Regions from separate parts of the Homo sapiens genome. Here region 1 is linked to region 2. Evidence: chromatin loops called from intact Hi-C (ENCODE). Cell type or tissue: endothelial cell of umbilical vein. All regions are shown on one strand. Links, peaks and the distances in the headings refer to the core of each region. The heading gives the core; the rest is flanking DNA.

The links. A loop is a pair of places that touch in the nucleus more often than their neighbours do. Peaks named below come from ENCODE experiments on the same cell type or tissue, not always from the same donor. Only the 100,000 strongest peaks of a DNase experiment are listed, where the experiment ranks them.
Region 1: a loop joins it to region 2, with 6 times the contacts of the local background. A loop is called at or near these places in 4 of 110 quality-filtered maps.

What each region holds. Positions count from the first base shown.
Region 1 is chr1:44,002,027-44,010,966 of GRCh38, forward strand. It overlaps SLC6A9 (solute carrier family 6 member 9), which reads right to left. Exons shown (of 14, transcript NM_001024845.3): 3 at 8,700-8,856; 4 at 7,939-8,070; 5 at 6,327-6,597; 6 at 827-959; 7 at 486-620; 8 at 287-390. Among named protein-coding and RNA genes, the nearest start is that of CCDC24, 15 kb to the left of the region's middle. RefSeq lists silencers at 3,658-3,864, 3,691-3,750 and an enhancer at 8,588-8,940. In endothelial cell of umbilical vein, for the core only: a CTCF peak has its summit at 3,798 (motif pointing right); a DNase peak (open chromatin) is centred at 3,815.
Region 2 is chr1:44,314,145-44,323,084 of GRCh38, forward strand. It overlaps ERI3 (ERI1 exoribonuclease family member 3), which reads right to left. Exons shown (of 9, transcript NM_024066.3): 4 at 5,484-5,600. Among named protein-coding and RNA genes, the nearest start is that of ERI3, 37 kb to the right of the region's middle. RefSeq lists an enhancer at 511-680. In endothelial cell of umbilical vein, for the core only: a CTCF peak has its summit at 4,292 (motif pointing left); no DNase peak of the experiment used is centred there.

The sequences.
Region 1 (8,940 bases), core at 610-8,609, 310 kb before region 2:
GCCTGGCCCCCAACTCCTTTTCTGGTCTGTTCTGGGCATTTTTAAGGAGCCTGAGCTGCCTGAGTCCTCACAGACCCCTGGGACATCACTGTCCCTATCTCTCTTCTCTCTCCTGCCTAAACCTCTCTCCTCATTCTCCAACAACTTTATCCAGAACCAGTATTCCCAGAACCTCAAGATCATGAGGGGAAAGGAGGCCTCGTGGGCCCATGGCTGCACTGGAGCTGAGATCAGGCTGCAGAGAGTGCAGGAAGGGGGCAGCCTCAGCCCAGCAGGGAGCACTCACCGGTAACAGTTATTGTGGAACTTGTTGTAGGAAGCCATGGTGATGAGGCCTCCCCACGCGCAGCCCAGTGAGTAGAAGATCTGGGAGGCAGCATCACCCCACACCTGCAGGGAAGGACCGGTGGGTGAGGAGCTGTGGGCAGAGGCAGGCACCTCCCTGGCCCCTCCCCAGCCCCCTTCCGGTTTCCCTCACTTCCCACCTTGGCCTCCAGGATCTTGTCCCACTGCGGGGTTAGGTAGTACATGATGCCGTCAAAGGCTCCCTCCAGGGTCACTCCGCGGACAAACAGAATGGTCAGCACCACGTAGGGGAACGTGGCCGTGAAGTACACCACCTGGCACAAGAGGGCTCCATGGACTCTTCTGGGCTCTCCCCTCCCCTGGGCACCACCACCCTGGCTCCCTAATCACCACCAGCCCCCTGGTCCCTCTCCGGCTCCGGAGTCCCTTCAGCATCCCCTCCCTGCAATACACACATAACCCAGGTAGGGGGCAGGGTCTTTCTGGGTGGGCACAGACCCTGCTGGGGAGGGGTACTTGCTTTCCCTGAAGACTTGACCCCTCGGATGAGGCAGAGGAAGACGACCAACCAGGAGACACCGAGGCAGCCAAGGAGGGGCAGCCGCACCTCCCCAAAGTTCCCAATGTCATCTGACAGCTTCAGCACGTACAGCCTGGGAAGGGGAGACTCTGTCACTGAGGGCCAGCCGCCGCTGCCCAGCAACAAATTCCCAAGGCCCAGGGCCCACCCGGGCTGTACCCTCCTTTGTCATGAGGTCCCAGCAGCCACCTTGTGTGACATGGGAGCTACTTCAGGGGCCCAGCCCTGGCCGGCCCAGTCCCCTCCACCTGCTGCAGCCCCTGGGGAGCCCAACACAGTCCACTGCTCTGCAGCCTTTCCCAGGCCCTTCAAGGGCTCCTGGAGGCCACACCCCAGGCTTGGGTGGTCTTCCTAGTTCCTGGGCGAGGAGATCTCCTTGTCCCCAGTTGGGCTCAGCCCAGGTCCTTGTTTGCACACTTCTCCCTTCAGGAATGCCTTTTCCTCATTCTGTCAGGTGTCACCTCCTCCAGGAAGCCACCAGTGAGCATTTCACGTGCACCAATTAGCTCTATCTCTGATAAATTGAGGGAAGCAGTGGAATGCTCAGTAAAGATTGGACCCTGGCTGGGTGTGGTGGCTCACACCTGTAATCCCAGCACTTTGGGAGGCCGTGGTGGGTGGATCACCTGAAGTCAGGAGTTCAAGACCAGCCTGGCCAATATGGTGAAACCCCGTCTCTACAAAAATTAGCCGGCCATGATGGCGGGTGCCTGTAATCCCAGCTACTCGGGAGGCTGAGGCAGGAGAACTGCTTGAACCCAGGAGGTGGAGGTTGCAGGGAGTGGAGATTGTGCCACTGCACTCTAGCCTGGGCAACAAAGCAAAAGTCCAATCTCAAAAAAAAAAAAAAAAAAAAAAAAGATTGGACCCAAATTTCTCCCCTCTGGGTGGCTCCATCTGGCACCCTATGTCATACCAGCTGTGATCTTTTGATCAATCAGACATTTACGTGCCCGGGCCTGTGCTAAGTGCTGGGCATACAGGCCTGCAGGGGCATCTCCCCAGCCCTCAGGGAAGAGGGCAAAGAACAACTGCTCTACCTCCAGCACCAGCATTCAAAGTAAAGAAACCATTTCTTGTTTGAAGGATTTTTTTTTTTTTTGACACAGTCTTGCTCTGTCACCCAGGCTGGAGTGCATTCGTGCGATCTGGGCTCACTGCAACCTCCGTCTCCCAGGTTCAAGCGATTCTCCTGCCTCAGCCTCCCGAGTAGCTGGGATTACAGGTATGCACCAATACGCTGGGCTAATTTTTGTATTTTTAGGAGAGATGGGGATTTCACCATGTTGGCCAGGCTGGTCTCAAACTCCTGACCTCAGGTGACCCACCTGCCTCAGCCTCCCAAAGTGCTGGGATTACAGGCGTGAGCCACCACGCCTGGCCTGAAGGATTTTTTAATACTTTGTCTAACCATATATGCTAAACAGGTAGTGTTTTATATTATTATTATTGAGACAGGGTCTTGCTCTATAGCCCAGGCTGGAGTGCAATGGCACAATCATGGCTCACTGCAGCCTCGACCTCCCAGTCTCAATCGATCCTCCCACCTCAGCCTCCCGAGTAGATGGGACTACATGTGTGCACCACCATGCCCAACTAATTTTTGTATTTTTTGTAGAGATATGGTATCGCCATATTGCCCAGGCTGGTCTCGAATGCCTGGGCTCAAGCAATCCTCCTGCCTCAGCCTCCCAAAGTGCTGGGATTACAGGCATGAGCCACCGCACCTGGCCTATATTATTTTTGACTGCAAGAATATAGCGTTACAGTGTTAGGGACTGAAGAGTTTAAAAGGCTAGCCTGGAAACCAAATGATGAATTCTAGCTTTATTTTTAGGGCATCATATTCTGTTTTTTGTTTGGTTTTGGTTTTGGACCACATGCTTTTGAGATCAAACAGCCTAAGGACATTTGGAACCCAACGTATTTACAAGTGACCTCTTGACACATGACATCTCCAGAATTACTCTGCGTTGCTTTAAAAATGTCTCCACATGACAAATCTTATTTCCCCGGCCAGGTGGTGAGTGCCTTGAGAACAGGACCCTCAGGAACAGGTCCCACAGGGGCTGTGGTTGTGCTGCCTGAGCTCCTATCAGCAGTCTTAGTGATTTAGGCTGCATTATCTCATTTTGTCTTTAAAACCAGGTAGGTATCACGACTGCCCAATTTCATGGACAAATGACTGTGAACGACCTCCCAAGGCCACAGCTAATATGCGACAGAGCCAGGATTTGGGAGGAGTCTGTGTGACTCCAGAGCTGCCATGAAGACCCTGGGGGACAGGAGCTGGGCCCCACAGGGACCGCAGAGGTGAGAAGGCCTGGTCACGAGTTTAGGACCCAGTAGCAGGTATCAGACCAGCACAGGGGACTGGAAGGCAAGATTGTGAAGAGGGTGGCGAGGGAGGGGAGGACCCTGAGTGAGAAGGGTGAGTGGGTGAGAGGCAGACATGGGCTCAGAAATCTGCCGTTTGAGCTTCTCTCGCTTTAGAGTCTCTTCATCTTACTTTTGATTAGCTTCCCTCATTTGTAAAATGGTGATTTTTAAAATCCCTACACAAGCTACCTAACAGGGTTTTTGTGGCACTCCAGTGAGATCGCGCAGCTGTCCAAAGGGTCATTGGAGAGTGTGGACTAAACACCTGCACAGCCACCCCCACCTAATTCACCCCGGCACACCCAGCAACAGCAGCACCAGACGGGCGCAACACACACAGATTCTGATACAGCGACTGCTGCCTAGCTCCTTAACCTCTAAACGGCAGTTTCTGAGTCTGAAAATATGGATACTAATATCTACTTAGATAACATGCCTGGCACCTAGTAGGTGCTCAACAATAAGGGTGCTTCCTTTCCTCCCTTGCTGAAGCCAGCCTGGGTTGCTCTCTTCAGGGCCATTTCCCTGGATCTCCAGGAGAGGGCAGCAGGGAGCCGTGCTGCCGGGAAGGTATCCCGCATGGGACAGTGGCCAGTTAGGCAGGCCTGGCTCCAGCCCGCGCTGGGGAGTAGAGTGCAGCGGCTCCACCAGCCAGATTTCTTTGAAGGCTCTTCCCCTCTGATTTTACTGGATAAAATCTCTAGAGCTTTGCCCTGGGTGGGCCCAGGGCTGGGAATCTCTGGCAGTCAGTCCCTGGGACAACCACCACTGGAGCATCTGGGGGTGGGGTTGCACAAGGCTTTGTGTTTCTGGGAGCTTCCAGAAAGGTTCATCACCCCAGACTAGATCAAGTTGACCAGTCCACATCATGCCTCAAATGTAATAAAACGCCTCACTCAGCAATATCTGCTCGTTCTCCCATCGGACGGCAGCTCCGTGAGGACAATGTCTGCCTCCCTGCCCTCTCTCCCCTCTGAGAACAGTACCTGGTACCTAGTAGGTGCTCAAGAAATCAGCTGGGTGTGGTGGCTCATGCCTGTAACCCCAGCACTTTGGGAGGCCGAGGTGGGTGGATCACCTGAGGTCAGGAGTTCGAGACCAGCCCGGCCAACATGTTGAAACCCTGTCTCTACTAAAAATACAAAAACAAGCCAGGCGTGGTGGCGGGTGCTTGTAATCCCAGCTACTAGGGAGGCTGAGGCAGGAGAATCGCTTACCCCGGGAGGCAGAGGTTGCAGTGAGCTGAGATCGTGCCACTGCACTCCAGCCTGGGCAACAGAGCGAGATTCTGTCTCAAAAAAAAAAAAAAAAAAAAAAAAGAAATCATCTGTCCATTCAGTTCCAGGTGTATTTTTTAAAAAGAAAATAAATGTTAGGATGTTAAAAATTAAAAAATGAAAGACAAATGAAATGACCTGTCTGGTAACTGAGTGCCTGAGTCTGCCCATGCCCCTCTGGGGGACAGCAACTGTGTTCTCTATGCTCTGGGTCCTTGAGAATAGTGGCCCTGTCTTACCTGTCTTTGAGTGTCTACAGCCCAGCCCAGAGGTTGGCACAGGGAAGCTGAGTCCTTCAGGGTCAGAGTACTTGGACCTGGGTTTAGAGGCCCTGTGGTGACTTGCGGTATCCTCAGACCCTTGTACATTTCAGCCATGGCTTTCCATCACATGTGGAGAAAAGCCTCAAACCCTTAGCCTGGCATGGGAGGCCCTGTGTTATATGATGCCTGCTGGCCTCTTCTGTCTTGTCACTCAGCGTCCCACCTGCTCCCAACCCCAGCTCCAGTTTGCCTCCTTCTGGCCTCTGCTCACCTGCTCATGTGGTTCCCAATCTCTCTACTTTCCTCTCTCCCTTCTCTGGGAAGCTCTGACTGCCTGGTCTTGCCCCATCCCCTTAGCACCAAGCACTACCTCTTTGTGTCTCTGTGACACCCCTGCACATACCTGGACCGAGGCACTTGCCCTACTGTGATTAGCAATCTGTCTCCCCACTGCCCTGTGAGCTCCTCAGGACAGGGGCTCTGGGCTGTTCATACCTACCATGGGGACACAGGGCCTGGCAGAGCAGAGGCGTGAATGTTGTGGAATAAATGGTGGAGGCCTGCCAGCATGCCCCCAAAGCCCTCTGCCCAGGGGTTCCCCAGCAAGACACAGGGAATTTCCAACTGGTGGGTGGAGGGCACAGCAGGATGGCCTGAGACTCTGGTCTCTGTCGCCTCTGAACAAAATGTGCCAGGATGTCTTGATCACGGCACCCCCGGCTCAGAGACCTTCCATGGCGTCTTTTGTTCTGCATCATCAAGTCTAAGCCTAATCCTGGCAAGTTCTTTATGAAGGCAGTGCCACTTCCTAGGCCACCTGAAGCCCATGCATTCTCCCCACACCTGTTACTCTCATCAGAGTAGGCTCCCTTCAGCTTTGGGGCCAGCCTCTGCTCATCTGGGACAGAGCCTTTGCCCACACTCTTCTTCTCCCCAGGATCTGCCCCCCTTTCCCCTGAGTCTCCTCTGAAGGCTGGTTTGCTGGATTTCTGACGGCCTTCCTCACGGCTACTCTGTAAAGATCCTGCAACTCAACATTCCATCTTCCATTGCTTTCTTTCTTTTTTTTTTTTTTTTGAGATGGAGTCTTGCTCTGTCGCCCAGGCTGAAGTGCAGTGGCGCGATCTCAGCTCATTGCAAGCTCTGCCTCCCGGGTTCACGCCATTCTCCTGTGCCTGCCACCACGCCCGGCTAATTCTTTTCTCTTTTTGTATTTTTAGTAGAGACAGGGTTTCACCGTGTTAGCCAGGATGGTCTCGATCTCCTGACCTCGTGATCTGCCCGCCTCGGCCTCCCAAAGTGCTGGGATTACAGGCATGAGCCACCGTGCCCGGCCTCCATCTTCCATTGCTTTCTGTACATCAGGCTCTTCTCCTAAACTCTTCACTCACCTCTACCCTCTCCCAGCCCAGCAGCGGGCTGAACCTGCAGCAGGCACCCTACTTTGTCTTCAGATGGTTGCCCAGTGGGGACAGGGTTGCCACCAGGTTCCCCCCACCCCAGGTCCTGCAGGTGCCTCACCTCCAGTACTCCTCGCTGGGGCTGGTCCTCTGGAGGCTGTGGTTGAGCAGGTGGGAGAGGTTGCTGGGCAAGGCGGCTGGCCGAGAGCCATTGGTGAGGTTGGAGGCGTCCAGTACACCGGCGCAGTCATGCGTGTTCCAGGGGTTATTGCAGTAGGCCCAGGGCAGCACGTGCGTCATGGACGAGAAGAAGTAGTAGAAGGCGATGCAGATGACCACATTGTAGTAGATGCCGATGTAGGTGGACACCACCATCATACCATAGCCCACTCCTGCAGGAGGGGAGGGGTGGGGGGAGGAGCCTCAGCATCCAGCAGGAGGAGGTGAGGTTAATAATTTCTTTTTTTTCTTTTCTTTTCTTTTTTTTTTTTTGAGATGGAGTCTAGCTCTGTTGCCCAGGCTCTGACACCCAGGCTGGAGTGCAGTGGCGGAATCTTGGCTCACTGCAAGCTCCACCTCCTGGGTTCATGCCATTCTCCTGCCTCAACCTACCGAGTAGCTGGGACTACAGGCGCCCACCACCACGCCTGGCTAATTTTTTTGTATTTTTAGTAGAGACGGGGTTTCACTGTGTTAGCCAGGATGGTCTTGATCTCCTGACCTCGTGATCCGCCTGCCTCGGCCTCCCGAAGTGCTGGGATTACAGGCGTGAGCCACCGCGCCCGGCCTTTTTTTTTTTTTTTTTTTTTTTGAGACGGAGTTTTTGCTTTTCTTGCCCAGGCTGGAGTGCAATGGCGCGATCTCGGCTCACTGCAACCTCCGCCTCCCAGGTTCAAGCGATTCTCCTGCCTCAGCCTCCCGAGTAGCTGGGATTAGAGGCATGCGCCACCATATCTGGATAATTTTGTATTTTTAGTAGAGATGGGGTTTCCTTTTTTTTTTTTTTGACATGGAGTCTCCCTCTGTCGCCCAGGCTGGAGTGCTGTGGCATGATCTTGGCTCACTACAAGCTCTGCCTCCCGGGTTCACGCCATTCTCCCGCCTCAGCCCCCAGAGTAGCTAGGACTGCAGGCACCTGCCACCACACCAAGCTAATTTTGTTTTTGTATTTTTAGTAGAGACAGGGTTTCACCGTATTAGCCAGTATGGTCTTGATCTCCTGACCTTGTGATCCGCCTGCCTTGGCCTCCCAAAGTGCTGGGATTACAGGGGTAAGCCACCGCGCCCGGCCAAGATGGGGTTTCTCCATGTTGGTCAGGCTGGTCTCAAACTCCTGACCTCAGGTGATCTGCCTGCCTTGGCCTCCCAAAGTGCTGGGATTACAGGCGTGAGCCACTGTGCCTGGCCCGAGGTTAATAATTTCTAAGGGCCCAAGGGGCAGGCTGAGATGGAGGGCCAAAGGAAGGCCAGGTCAAGGTCTTGGTAGGGGTAAGTTGGCGGGGGGTGGCGCAAAGGAGTTTTGTGTGTACACGTGGTAGGAGGGGAGGGTGGCAGCCAAGTAAACATGGGTCCCAGCATGCATCCATGGCTTAGGCCGTTGATGTGGGGCTTGGGGTCAGCATCAGGGCTCTACAGAGGTCAGCCATGTTTGTACAGATGGGCGAGTTGGCACGGCCCTCAGAGGCCGTTGTGTGTTTGTGTATGTGTGAGCGAGTGCCCCGCCCAGGCCTCACCTTTGAACATGGGGCTGATCCTCCAGACCCCCAGGCACCCCTGGCTTGCAAACTGGCCGAAGGAGAGCTCCATGAAGAAGAGGGGGATCCCGCAGAAGATGAGCATGATGAAGTAGGGGAACATGAAGGCGCCTGGTAGGCAGGGAGAGGTCTGGCTCAGGAGTGGGCTTGGAGGGATCTCACCCTGGGCTTCCTGCTCAGAACTCAACAGCAAAACCTTCGCGATTGGGTAGGACCCAGGGAGGAGTGTGCCAGGCTTGAGCAGGAGCCTGGGCTGAGGCACACCACCCCCAGCCTGTCTTTCAACTTGACAGAGGCTCTCAGGAATTCTGCTTGGAGTGGAATCCAGGTCCCAGAGCCTCCATACTTGGGTGGGATTTGATGGTTTAAACAAGCGATTTCACAAGCATAAGTTGCTGAGATCCTCAACATCCCTGAACCATTTAGGGGGGCTGCTGAACCCCAGGGAATAGAACAGGGAGCCTTGTGGGCGGGGGGGGGGGGGGGTTAGGTCCTTTTCTCACCTCTCCTCACCTCAAAGGGGGCCAACTGGCAGGGCCAGCCCCCAACAACAGACTGCCAGGGTCTGGGGTGGCCTGCCTTAGGCAAAGGGTGCCTAAGCCAGGGATGGGGGCGAAGGAGGCCAGGGCCAGAGGCCAGCCTTTATCTGGAGTGGGTCTGTGCCAGGGAGAGGGTGGCCCAGGCCCTGGTGGGTGGGCTCTACCCAAGTGGGTGGTCCCTGCCCTGTGCCCACTGGGTACCTCCCCCGTTGCGATAGCAGAGGTATGGGAAGCGCCAGACATTGCCCAGGCCCACGGCATAGCCCACGCTCGTCAGTACAAACTCGATCTGGTTGCCCCAGTTGCCCCGTTTGAGGTTCTGGTCCCTCTTGGTGGCCTCGCTGGGCACAGCACCATTCTGTGGGGACAGGAGAGAAGCTACCATCAGCAAGGCATTTGTGCTCCATGCCTGACCCTCTGGGCCTCCCCCAGCAGGGAAACC
Region 2 (8,940 bases), core at 492-8,491:
AAGTGTGTTGGGGGGGGGGAGATTAAACTCCAATTAAACTATAATTACACTTAATGAATACCAAATACCCAACTCACAGAAATTGCTGGCTCTAAAAGGGAAGGTTATTTTCTCATGGTGACTTACATGGAATGGTAATATACACCTTTTAGGGAGAAATTTTCATTTTAAAAACGCTGAGCTCCTCTAGGTGGGTTTCTGTAGTTCATCAAGTCATTATTAGGTGGTATTTTAAGGAAGTGTAAGGACACAGCCACTCTATTTTATATTCCAGAAACTGTTTTTATATTAATCTGTATTTTAATTGGGTAACAGCTGCTGCCTACAGACTTCCCATGGTCTAAAAGGAAAATAAATTAGAAAGATTAACTACACTGTTGTTTTGCAAAGCTTTAACCCACAGCATGCCCACCCGGCTGGCACCTCCACACCCTTTCCTTGCCTGGAAGACCAAAGAACTGCCCAGTAGAGGGAGGGCCTGAGTCAAAGAGAAGAAAAGATGGTCCGCTAAGGGCTGGGGGGCTGGGAGTGGGGAAGTGCCCTCAGTCAGCAGCTTCAATAATCTTGGAGTACAAAGGACTCCTCCTTTTATTTAGTCAACAACTATTCATAGAAAGCCTACTACGGGCTGGGCCGCATTACAGGAACTAGAGATCCGGCAGTGAAGAAAAATGTAAAAACTCTGCCCTCATGGAATACATGTTCTCAGCAGCCCCCTCCTACACCCAGCCCCAACTAGTACCGAGAGCCTCTACATCTTCCAGAGCCGCAAACCGAGCAGGCAGTTGCCCTGTTTTGCCTCAGGCATGAAGGGGCCAAAGAGAGTCAGGAGGAGGCTTATTACCAACCCCAGATTAGTGACAGACACCCACAGGCCCACCGCTGCCCATTCTGGTCCAGCTTCTCTCCTGTTAAGCCTAGGGCTTAGACACATCTTCAGGCCTGGAGCTGAGGCTCAACATCAGGACCATCCTGGAAAAGGCGGACCACAGCCACTCTCACTTCTTAGGAAGCTCCAGGGTCCAAATGTTAGTCTTGTGTCTGGTCTGAGTTTCAGGCGGCAAGGTTAGGTCCACTCCTTCTCTTGGCTCCCACCAAGGGTCTCTCAAATGAGCTGAATGCCAAGGGCTTAAAGAAAGTCTCACTCACACAGGAAAGCAATGCACCCTTGCCAAGAGCCCTCCCTCCCTGGAGATAAGGCTTAGGTCAGCACCTGTGTGTACCCCATAAGCCCCTGCCCTGGGCCCCAGGAAAATCACTGATGTGGGGCAAGAAAATCACTACACCAAAATGGAAAACCAGGGTGCTGCTCTGGTGTTCTGCTGCAGGATGCCTCACTGCAGACTAAACCCAACTCTCCCACCTGGAGCTGGGGAAATGGAGCTCCAGCATCCTGGGGCTTTCACAAACTCCACTCCAGTGCTCAGTGATCCTAGAATCATCAGCCTGGGAGGAGCCTAGTGAGGTCAGCTCCTTCTCTCACCATGCTTCCCAGACAACAGCCATTTTCATTTGTGGCTCAGTAAAGCATGGCTCACAGCTGAGCTCCTCAAGGATTTGCATTTAGCCCCCAGAGACACAGGGGCTTGAGCAGTTGGCTCAGCTAGACAAAGCCTTCTCAGGGAAGGCCTCAGGCTCCTGTATTAATCCCTCCAAGGATGGACCACCCCTTTTCAGCTCTGCCAAGGCACTGGACAAAGAAGGGATGAAATTAAAGTTAGTTCTGGGCTGGGCATGGTGGCTCAGCCTGCAATCCCAGCCCTTTGGGAGGCTAAGGCAGGAGGACTGCTTGAGCCCAAGAATTTGAGACCAGCTTATGCAACATAGAGAGACCCCATCTTTTTTTTTTTTTTTTAAGTAAAAATTAGTTCCTCTACCTGATACTAATGACCTATAAGACACGTGTAAGGTTTATACAGGATGCTATGAGGGAACGAGACAATTTTATCAAATTAATACTGGGAAGTTCTATCTTAGGCCTAACTTAAATCCTTCATGTTACAGTTTAAGCCCAGTCCCACTTGGGTTAATACATGTTTGTAAAAAGCTTTCACTCCTTACAATGAAAGGTACTAGAGCAAAGCCAAGTATTACTAAGCTGAGAACCAGGGCTCACAGGCTAAACAGAGCTCAGAGACCTTAGCCACTTAAAGCAGGAGAGGTGAGAGGAAGAATTAATGTGTGCTCTGTGGCTCCTTTCAATGAGGGATTACAGATTAACTCCCACTTCTCCAGACTCAGAAACCACAAGGCAAGGGGCTTTTGACCCTGACTGATAACATGGCTGGTTACTGAGATCCCCTACCCTCACAAGGGCTTTGTCCAGGAATGAGCTGGCTTCATCAAGAACACTAGCAACTACAGGAAGCAGCCCAGGAAACTCAGTGCCAATAGCATGTCAGCATCCAGTGCTTTCTCCTTTCACAGTTTATCTCCAACACAATCGTATTCTGACACCAAGACAGTTTGTTGATTACATAAGCACTTGTCTCTGGTGTGCAATCTGATAATCAGACCCACTCTTTCTCTTCAGACAAAGAGACCAATAAATCTCACCCTTTATAAGTACAGGTGCAAGACAAAGCCCTTTACTGGCACTTAGCAAAATGAGTATTTCTCTAGTTTTTTTTTCATGATAACAACAACAAAAAGAAGACATGGTTAGGGACTGTGCAGCAGCCCAGCTGCTAGAGATAGAGACTTGATGAACTGGAGCAGATTCTAGAGGTCAAAGGGAAAGGGCTCGGGAAGGAATGAAACACATCCCATCCTATCTCTGTCAGAACCACGTCTCCAGGCCGACTCTCAACTGAAACTAAGAAGGGACCTCAAGAAGGGTACTAACACATTCCTAATATGAAGCAGTAAAAGTAGGAGTCTCTCTGTGTGTGCTAGAGACTTGTTCAAACTGGAATCCTTCTTCCTACTGTCCAGCACTGAGCCTGCTTCTCTCCCCAAGCATGTGCCCATGTGTGTGCACATGTCATACGCATGTGCGTGCACACACACACACACACACACACTGGGGTTAAGAACTTCTTGTGCACAAGAGAGAAAATCCTGCCAGAGGAACTACTTAAGTATAATCTGGAGGTTTGGGACTGTTCCTCACACTTACTAATGAGAGATTTTCTCTGGTTGGAATGACCTCCATCCCCACCCGCAAAAGGCACCAACTGCCAGGTTGGATGAGGTTTCAGAATGACAGCCCCCATCCTGTGTCTATGCCTCTCGGAGATACAATTCCATCTGGTATGGAGACAGGGCAAAATATATATGATCTGAGGTTTTCCAAACAAGACTTTACTTACTTACTCAAAATAACAAGTCAGCAGTACAGTTGTTTTTGGGAGAGACAGAAAATAACTCCTTGACAATATTCATTCATTTAAGGGACACGTATCAAGTGTTTACTTGGTAGCAGACCCTAATGATGGGATGGAGATGGATCAGGTCTAGTTTCTTCCCTCAAAGAACTTATAGTCTAGTGAAAAGACAGATAAATAATTATAGTATAAAGTATCTGATCAGTTCTATGTTGGAATAAGCACAACTCAATCTGGGGATCAGGGAAAGTGACCCTAAGCAGAGTCCTGGAGGTCAAGCAGGAGTTGGCGGGGAGAGTGGGAACTCTGTGCAGGCAGGAGGACCATCATGTGAAAAGACAGACTGTAAGAGGGCAACCTCTGGGTGAGGGGAGCTAGGTGGGAGATGAAGCAGAGAGATATGAGGCTGGCCAAAAAAGGATGGACAAGATCATGGCGAGTTTTGAGCTCTGGAAACCTGAGACAAAATGGCAGACCCGGTGCCTACAGAACAACCACATTTTCACTTTTAGAACAGCCTTCATAATAAAGATCCCAACTACCACTCCTACTCCCCTCCAAATTATGTATGTGCATCCTTGGGTGAAGCTTTCTAGAGAGAAGAAACTGTTCATCATAGTCTCACAATCCCTCCTCCCATTCCCACAAAAAGTAGCAGCAGCAGCCTTACTCTAAAAGAAGTCCCTCTTCTTCCGATACTCTCAAGCATCCACTCCTGCCCAGGGTCCAGCTCCAGCAGAATACTGTTACATTCCTAAACAGGTAGCAAACTTACTAAAATTTGGGCCTGCCTGTCTACGTAAGGACAAGAGGACATTAGCCTTTCAAGGCCAGTGGAGGGCTCAGGTAACTGGCTGGCTTAAAGAAAGTCTTTCCTTCCCTTCGCATAAGCAAGGGAATTTTCATCATCATTAAAATGGTGATTTTTCAAAAAGGGCAGAAAAGTCAGATTAGCGCCCCCTGGTGGTATAGGTAAATCCCAGGGGAAAGGGGAAACCCCGGCAGAGGAAGGCGAAAACCAGAACCCAACATCATTAGTTGGAATAACAAAAGGCTTAAGAGGCTAGGCGCCTTGGCAGATGGATGCCTGCAACAAAAGCCCCACCTGGGTCAGCTGGCAAACACTGGCATCGAATTCAGGAGCAACCTCGAGACCTCCTGTCTGGGCTAAGTCAGCCTCAGGGCCCACCAGGGTCAAACAGGCTCATCCCCAGCCTTCTTACCAAGGAGACTGTTTGGGATAACTCAAGAACCCTTTTTCACCTATTTCATTCACATGTAGAAGATAGGTCTCTAAATGAAGGCACAAAGTCTCTAATGTACCTCAGCCCCAGACTCTTAAAAGATTCTCATCACCCCTGCTACCACACATTCTTAACCCCTGATTGCACCACAGCCTGTTGGCCACCACTGAGTGCATTACATGACATGTCACAGGGAAAAGTAGCCACAGAAGACTTCACACAGTTCTGGGAGTTAGAACTTGCAGGGGCTCCTCCCCTCTGCCAATGGCTCTTTTGAGCCTCCAGCAATCATTAAAATCTCAGTTAGGCCCAGTTTCACAATCTGTAAAATGCAACCAATACTAACCTGCTGACAAGGAGGCCAAGTACAGTACCCACCTAGGATAAGCAGATTTCAGCCTTGGCCAGCCAGGTCTCATGCTTCACTGAGACCACTCTTCTCTTCCCTCGGTGACAGAATGTACCTTCGACAAACTCAACCTACGCTTCACACAGGACCACTTTACAGGAGGACAGAGTAACAATGCCAGAAAGCTAAGAAGGCCTGAACATAACCCTGCCTTCCAAGTGGCTGAAATCTTTACCTCTTGCCAAGGGGCCCTAAGGAAAACTGAACTGGAAAGAACTTGAACCCCAGAAATGCCATTCTGCTCCTGGTCTCCAAGTGCCGGTCACCAGGAAGGGATGCTGGGGAAGCAGGGGTAGACTAAGCCACTGCTCTCCCTGGGTCCCCAGTAACAACAGTGACCTGAGTGGAGTGGCAGACTTCATAAAACCTAACTGCTAGGTCTAGTGTGCACTTGCCTTAAGGATTGATAAGCCCTATGCTTTCTCTAAGTGGCCTATATAGAGCACCAAGGATTCCAAAATTCCCCTCCCAGCAGCCCCTGCTGCCCACTTCCAGGGCCCTTACCTCTGTACAGAATGGGGTAAGCTGTGGATGGACTACAGGCTGGACATACATGTGAAAGGTAGACTCAATCTCCATGGTCCGGCCATTTAGCTTTAGGATGGGGAACTCGATGATTTCCTGGAGTGCCAAAGATACAGAAAAGGAAAAATAAGTTATTGTAATCAACCATTTCCAACAGTAGCTCCAAGTCAACAAAGAATGAGTGTTTTGGATTCATTAGTGTTTTGGGTTCATTAGCTCCTGCCAGGCCAAACCCAAGATTGAGTGAGACGGCACCAGCAGTTACAATCCTAACCTTCCCACTGCTAATATCCTCATAGGTTCCAGGGACTGAACACAGCCCTCATCCCCATTGTTTCTGGAAATGGGAAGGAAGACAGTGGTATCATCTGCCCCAGTTTCTCCAACTGGTTCTCTAGCAGAGGCTTGCTAACTTGAGCCCCTAAGAATACGCCCTTCTTTCTCTTGCCCAGGTCCCTGTCCTGAAATGGGTCTGATCTCCTGCCATATAGACAACCAGCCATCAGACCAATGCATAGATTTCCTTGTATGAAGTTTGAACCAAGCTGGTAAGTTTCTTCATTAGTTCTTATTTTTCAAAAAAAGATAAAAAATAAAGCCAAAGGGGATCCCAAAGAGAAGGAGAAAAGAGTAACAGTAATAGGAGCTAGCGCCTCCCACCTTTCAGGCAGCACACACTACCTCTACAACGCCAGCCCAATCGCTTAGCTAGCCTTTCCCAGTCCACTGAAACATAATGGAAGAGAAGGACAAGGAGTGACAATTTGTTTGGTGTCTCTAAGATTAATTTGTCTCCGCTATTTAATAGAGATGCACAGCACCAAGGTCCTGGTGTGCAAACAGGCTTGCAGAACGCTGGCTGTGCAGCACGCCTCATACATCGCTCCTGGGAAGGGAGGAACGCACCAGAGTGGGGAGAGGGCAGAAGAGAGCACGTGCGTACCAGAGAGAAGAGGGAAAGCGAGGAGAGAGAATAAAAAAAATTATTGCTTTTTAATATTCAAAAACAGTTTGCAAAATTTAATCAAAGCAGAGGAAAAGCTAACATTTTTACCACTTTGACATTTTTATTAGCGCTTTCATAAATTTTTAAAACATGAATGGAATTAGTTTACAACACAAAAAAAAACTGCCCTGAAAACATCTGGAAGAGACAAATAGGAAATAATAAAAAAAATAAATAAAAGCAAAATTCTCTGAGTAAAATTAGCATGTGGAAAGGGCCTCCACTGCAGAGAGAAAGGAAGGGGGCTCTGCCTATTCAGTGACCCTAATAGTCAGCTCCAGCAGCACCCCTTCCCCAGGTCCTTCATTCTGGAGAAGACCTTTCCAGTATCATTAAAATCAAGGTAAAGTGGTTCTCTCCAGAGACAGCCTGGAGAAGCAACACGAAACGGATGACACCTGACTGCACTTAGGAAATTGATGGGTGGGAAAACACAAGGAGAAATGGTCAATCTCCTTGATGTCCCAGGAAAGCCAGGTATCCTCCCGGCAAAACATACCCACTAATATTGGGCTTGTTTTTAAAGCATCTATTTCAATCCAACACATCAGGACCGAAAACCAAATCAAGTCAGTCAGACTTCATGCCAGAGAGATTCAAAGATTGTGGTTGCCTTGTCTCCGTGGGCTGATCTCCAAAGATGAGGAAGCTGACAGGAGCTTATTCCCAGAGATAGAAAGGGCAAAATGGCTGCAAGGCTGAGGCAGAGGGGAGAGAAGGGAGGCCCAGACTGCTGCTTAGACCAGGTAATACCTCTCCTTCCAAGGTGAAGAGAGGGGGACACTCATTTCCCAATTCCCTGGACCTTCTGTTCCCCAAGAAGCATTACATACAGAGTAAATGGGGGTTTGGAACTGAATAACAAAATCGAACACACACCAAAAAAATACACATTGGTCCCCCTGCAAAATCAGGTATCCAGGATTCCAAGAGCCAACTCTGAGGTGTTGCCCATGAATCAGGCTCATCTGACTCCTGATTTTTCCGATGTGTCCTTCCTCTTCCCCTAAGTAGAAGAAACACTTCCTCAACAGAAAGAGCTCTATAGCCTGGTGAGTATGGCTGCCCTGGTGTCTAAGGAAACAAATACAGCCAGCTCCTCACTAACAATGTTAGCTGGGCCCACAATGAAATTTAACCTGTGACACAACTGTACTTTTCATTTAAACTTTCATTTGGAGAGCAGCAGTGTTTGGAGACCTACAGTTTGTCCTGCTAATAAAGACAAGTGTTGGGACCTTTAAGGATGCCATTCATCTTTGGCTTTTTATTAAATTCAATTTTCTTAAGCCCATGATACATTATGAAATTAGGAGTTGACATTCCTCTGGAAATAAAAATATCTATCAAACATTAATAGAAAAAAACCCTCTATTACCAAGAATTTATGGCTTAAAGTTGATCTCTTTCCACTTTTTTACAAGCACATGGTTTGTTTTAGATATCCGAAATGCTATTATAGATCTAGGATTTCATTAGTATTTATTATAAAATAGTATGTGCTTCAGCTTCCACTCTGACCAGCACCAAGTCAACATCCCCAGCAGACTCTCTGGAAACTTGGCCTTTGGGTTTCCGCATTGCAGCAAATAACAGCAAATACTGTAGCTCAATATTCAAACTTTCCTGATGTTAGCTTCCTCACCCATAGGGAAATGGGGCCAACTACGTGCTGAAACTCAGTGCCATGCTCCCAGAGAGGAAGAACAAGCCAGACTCGGATCCACGCAAAAAAAAAAAAAAGGAGGGGGGTAGGCCCCTGAAATTCCCAGGGTGCCTACACCCAAGGCTCAGGACACATCAAATTGGGCCTATTATAAACATATCTCTGATAATGCTAGCTCATCAGCCAAGCCTTCTCCCCAAGACCAAGAAGAGGTGGTTTCAAGCACCAGTCTCAAAACGTGACTTTGCAGGGGCCCTTCCTCCACAACATGAGGAGCTGTTATTAACAATGAGCCTACACACTGGCATATTCACTTGAGCTACTGAGGATGCAAAAGAGAAGCTTCTGAGAAAAGACTCTCTGAGAAATTAGAGCAGCAAGGACCTCACTGAGGTACTTCTTACCATCCCATATTGCCCAGCCAGTACTTCCATACTTCCCAGAACCTCAAAATACTGGCCCAAACAGCCCAGTAGTGGGAGAGGTGCCCCAATCTGCACCAAGTTGGCACAACTCTGCAGCCAGGGCACCTGAAGCATGACAAACATTTTGAAGATTTTTAGCTGATAATGATCAGAGATGGAACCCCAACACTACAGGTTAGTGGCATTAATCCCAACACAAAGATTTGTGACAATGTGCCCAAGTGCCAGCCTCTATGTCCAGTTGCTCAGATAATGAAACTGTTATTCCTGACCCTGACCTTTTCTCTCAGCCAATTTCATCATTCCCCTAGGAAGAGGTTTATTTCAGAAACAGTTTTG